2 separate regions of the Homo sapiens genome follow, and region 2 is linked to region 1. The links are chromatin loops, found by intact Hi-C in ENCODE. Cell type or tissue: B cell. All regions are shown on one strand.

What was found. A loop is a pair of places that touch in the nucleus more often than their neighbours do. Peaks named below come from ENCODE experiments on the same cell type or tissue, not always from the same donor. Only the 100,000 strongest peaks of a DNase experiment are listed, where the experiment ranks them.
Region 2: it touches region 1 in a loop (6-fold over the local background); 5 of 110 quality-filtered maps call a loop at or near these places.

What each region holds. Positions count from the first base shown.
Region 1 is chr7:93,117,023-93,119,522 of GRCh38, reverse strand. SAMD9 (sterile alpha motif domain containing 9) reads left to right here and starts at 1,544. Exons shown (of 3, transcript NM_017654.4): 1 at 1,544-1,660. In B cell, no CTCF peak of the experiment used is centred here; DNase peaks (open chromatin) are centred at 1,462 and 2,002; H3K4me3 peaks cover 1,617 bases; H3K27ac peaks cover 1,654 bases.
Region 2 is chr7:92,132,681-92,135,180 of GRCh38, reverse strand. It overlaps CYP51A1 (cytochrome P450 family 51 subfamily A member 1), which reads left to right and starts at 704. Exons shown (of 10, transcript NM_000786.4): 1 at 704-1,008. The coding sequence starts at 817. It overlaps CYP51A1-AS1 (CYP51A1 antisense RNA 1), which reads right to left and starts at 618. Exons shown (of 3, transcript NR_122110.1): 1 at 99-618. RefSeq lists enhancers at 1-542, 79-738, 1,109-1,158, 1,319-1,368, 543-1,369. In B cell, CTCF peaks have their summits at 1,123 and 1,331; DNase peaks (open chromatin) are centred at 640 and 1,190; H3K4me3 peaks cover 2,290 bases; H3K27ac peaks cover 2,135 bases.

The sequences.
Region 1 (2,500 bases):
ACCCACACTCCTAAAGGCCAGTCTCACTCCCACTGTGCCCCTGCCAACAACATCGAATCTATTTCCAGGCAGTCGGTGACCAGGGCTGAGAACTTGCCCCTGGCTATCAGCCTCCCTGCTGAGAAAGCAAGCAGACTCATGACTTTTCTTTTTGGCATCTCAGAGAAACTGCAGTGGCGATACAGTTCCTTCAAAGGGTCTGTGAATTCTCTTGGCTTTCCTGGTATGTTGCTGCAGTAATTCTTGAAGCAAAAGTTCATGATGTGAGTCTCCACATGCTGTCCTGTCTGTCCCAGCAGGAGCTGCAAGCTAGTCCTGCCTCCTCACCCTCACAGAACCACCAGAATAATGTTTGACCAAATATCTAGGCACTCTGTGGCCCGGTCAAGTTGACCCATAAAATTAACCATCACACTGGTCCCCATGCAAAGTGAAACCCAGGTTTTGGAGTTCAGGCCCAGGGTCCCCTTACGAGGAGGGCTCCTGAGGGTGATAAGTGTAATGGTCATATCTAGGCTGTCCTTCATAGCCACTTTCTTTCTTCCTAAACCTCAGGATTTAAGAGCACTGGCCTGAAACCTGGATTCGAATCTCTGCCATGTATTAGTTATGCAAACTTTAGCCATATTATTTAATCTCTATGCCTCAGTTTCTTCACCTTTAAAATTGAGATAAAAATAATCTCTACCTCAGGAGATTGTTGTGAAGAGTAATTAAGTTAATATGAAACATTTAGAACAATGCCTGGTACATGGTAAGCGCCCAATAAATATTTTAAAATAAATGTTTTTAAATGTTTTCATCTAAAACCAGTGTGAATCAGTTGTGGGATGTGGAAACCAAAAGCTAATTGAGCACACACAATAAATATCAGTACTTGCTGTTAGTTTTTAAAATATCAGCTATTTTTGTTGCTCTCACTCAGGCAGTTTTCTCTCTGGCCCTGACACTGACCTTAGAAAAGATAAATCTCTACAATGTGACCATCAGGTCTGCTGCAGCCCTGGTCTGCTCTGCAATAAATGAATTTAGCACTTATTGGGGTGCTCAAAGAAGTCCTATCCCTGAAAGACATTCTTTACACTTTAGGAAAACAGGAATGGACAGTAACTCCACCCTTAAAGGCCAGTGAAATATTGACCTAGAGTATCTCCAACCTGGTGCTCTACAAGGCTGGGACTGCAATGTAAACTCATATTCCCAAGGGATCAATTAAGCCAGAATATCCCACAGTTTGTCTATAACAAGACAATGGGGCTTTCTGCAGCCCTCAAAACTCTCAAGTGAGGAAAAATTGTTAAGCCTTCAGATTTTAACCAAGCAGACCAGAAGGTGGTATATAGCCATAGCTTATTAAAAAGCATTTCAGATAGAAAAGGCGGTGCTGTAATTTCAGATCTGAGAAATGAAACTGAAACCAAACCTATATTCTTCCTTCCCCAACCTCCCAGTTGTTAAACACGCCCTGCTGTTTCTGAGCCAATTAGAGCTTGCTGTGAGACAGAAGCAGAGAATACATAGACTTCCGTTAAAACCAGAATGAGGAAAATACTTTTCTCTAGCATCGTAGGAGGAAGAAAACAAACACATCAGATATTTTCAGCACTAAAAGAGATGGTTTTCCCCACATATATGTAAAAGAAATTTGCAAGACTACTGGGTAAGTACAATATCTATTATTAATATTGTTCTTACTATCTATAGCAGCATTTTATTGAATAGAAAGAAATATACTTTTCAATTAGAAGCTTCAAATATACCTCAAAACAAAAAATAGTATTCTAAGCCTAGAAATTCTAGACTATTTGTTGCTCTGACAGCAGTCTGCTTTATATTAGTTGAAAAATTAGTCATAACATTTCATTAAAGATGCAGTTGAAAACTACAGACACTTTTATTGATGAACTCTCCCAAGGCATACAGCATCTTCAGAAAGAACAAACAGGCCAGGTGTGGTAGCCTGTAATTTGAGCACTTTGGAAGGCAAGGACAGGAGAATTGTTTGAGGCCAGGAATTCAAAATTAGCTTGGGCAACATAGCAAGACCCTACCTAGCAAGATTCCTACCAAAAAAAAAAATAGCTGGATGTGGTGGCACGCAGCTGCAGTCTAGCTACTTTGGAGGCTGAGGCAGAAGGATTGCTTGAGCCCAGGAATTTAAGGTTACAGTGAGCTGTAATTGTACCACTGCACTCCAGCATAGGCAACAGAGTGAGACACTGTCTCAAAAACAACAACAACAACAACAACAACAACAACAACAAACGGAAAGATAGATAAAGAACAGGCAATGAAAACTTAAAAGTACTTTACTTTAATCAAATACAACTTCCACCATCTACTCTAAGAAATAGGTAGCTTCCAGAAAACAAAACTCTCTGAGAGCTTCTCAGATATTGTTGTCGGATGACATACATAGGAAGACAGACAGACAGATAGACTACTATGGGAAGTCTTTGGAATTAAGGCAGCTTTATGTTCCTGGCAAAAATACTAGGTT
Region 2 (2,500 bases), 980 kb after region 1:
TCCTAAAACATGTACATTTATTTTGGAAAATCTGTTTTCGTAAAACCTAGCATACTTAATCACCAACATTTGTTAACTTCATGGTGGCATATTAATACCTGTCAGGTTGATTTTAGTTGGAGTGGGACGGGGCTGACCTCACCGTCCTACCCTTCGGTATGAGGCCGGCGTCTTCACGACCTCGCTTTTCACAACCCCAGTCCCCGAGGGCTTATTTGGGGCTGTCGGAGTCCCCAAGACGTGGCCCCGGAGAAGGGTGAGGTGCCACAGTTCGAGGTGCCCCAGTACCCTGCGTCCGGACAGGGGGCGGTGCTCACGCCCAAGGCCCCGCTGACGCGATGTAGGCCGAGATCACCTCAGGCGCTCGCGGTGCAATCACAGAGCGCGCCGTCGCCGCTCGAGCTCGCCCTGAGATCCCTCCGCTCAGCGCCTTCAACGCCGTGTCCCGGCACCCCGCACCCGGGCACACAAAAAACGGGTCGCCCGCGATTCTCAGGGATTGATCGCCTCTTCAGGTAAGTTATCTTCCGGCCCCGTACCACTGTGCCACAGGCGCAGCCCGCTTCCTCAGGTGCCCTATCCCGCGCAAGAAGACCACGGCTTCACAGAGTGTTATTTAAGGGGCGTGGCCAGCGGAACATCCCGCCCCATTCTGTGACGCACGGGGTGGCGCGCGTGGGACCCGAGGGGTGGGGCTGGGTTTAGTAGGAGACCTGGGGCAAGGCCCCCTGTGGACGACCATCTGCCAGCTTCTCTCGTTCCGTCGATTGGGAGGAGCGGTGGCGACCTCGGCCTTCAGTGTTTCCGACGGAGTGAATGGCGGCGGCGGCTGGGATGCTGCTGCTGGGCTTGCTGCAGGCGGGTGGGTCGGTGCTGGGCCAGGCGATGGAGAAGGTGACAGGCGGCAACCTCTTGTCCATGCTGCTGATCGCCTGCGCCTTCACCCTCAGCCTGGTCTACCTGATCCGTCTGGCCGCCGGCCACCTGGTCCAGCTGCCCGCAGGGGTGGTACGTACATTCTTTAGGGTCTGAGTGGGGCGCGCGCCGCAGCTGAGGCGGCCGAAGGGCTGGCGTGGGCGGCTCCGTGGCCCCGACCGGCTCAGTGGATGGCAAGGGCGGGGGCGACTGCGGCCATGCTTGGCGTGGCTTTGGTGGCAGGCGCGCTGGGGGCTGGAGTAGTGGCTGCGGCGGCGGCACTGCTGCTGGTGGCGCTGGCTGTAGCACCCGCCATTGCCTTGTGTTGGGGGGCGGTGCTGGCCTCCCCGGCTGTGTATCTGATCCTAGACGGGGTCGTGGTTGCGGCATTTGTGGTTGTAGCGGTCTGTACTGACCGCAGCAGTGGTGCCCCTAGTGGCGGTGGCTGGATTGGCGGCTGTGGGTTTGAACGACCCGGTGGTCGTTGGGGCCCTTGGTGGGGGTCCTGACGGAGATGCTGTTGGCAGCTGGCCCGTCATCCTGGAGGCTGCCCTGTGTGGTTCAGTGTTCTGTGGGCTGTAGCAGTGCCCCTAATGGTGGTTTATACCCATATTAAGGAGGATGTGTAGAGTGTGGTAATGGTAGTGACTGGAGTGTGGTAAGGGCCTTCCTCTGATGCTAATAATGTAACAGTTTCTCGGCCGGGAGCAGTGGCTCACGCCTGTAATCCCAGCACTTCGGGAGGCCGAAGCGGGCGGATCACCTGAGGTCAGGAGTTCCAGACCAGCCTGAACAACATGGAGAAACCCCATCTCTACTAAAATACAACAAAACAAAACAAAAATTAGCTGGATGTGGTGGCACACGCCTGTAGTCCCAGCTGCTTGGGAAGCTGAGGCCCGAGAATCACTTGAACCTAGGAGGCGGAGGTTGCAGTAAACCGAGATTGCGCCACTGGACTCCAGTCTGGGCGACAGAATGAGACTCCGTCTCAAAAAAAAAAAAAATCATTTTCTTCAATTTAACAGCCTTATTAACCTAGCTTTCAATCTCCCAAATGTTATTTGATTGTGCCTTTTACAGTCAGCAATAAGTAGCTTTTGAAAACTACCCTTTTACTGACAATGCAATGTACAAACTTTTGACCAAGTAGCTTTTAAAATAATTTTTGTTTGAACCATACCAGGCATAAGAAAGAGTTATTTATTTATTTATTTTTTTCCTACACATGGGATCTTTAAGGAAATGATATTTGTCTCTGGGAAGACAAAGTTACTTTTAGTGTTTAAAGATAGTTCTATTAGCTGAGGTGTACTGTGAGGTTGTGGTGCTCCTTTCTATTTGAGACCACCAGAGAATTGAGGAGTATTACCCTTTTTCATTATTTTGTTTGATTTTCAGGATACTTAATGTTGTAATCTGCAGGTCTCATTTTGTGGCATCTAAAGAAACTTTTATGAAGAATGCTAGAGTTCTTGCTAGAGCTGATCTACTCTCTTAAAAACTCTAAAATCAGTGGCTCTAGTTCACTTGCAGTGAGAGAAGCATGAGATTGATTGTTTACTGAGAAGTAAATATAGCTTCT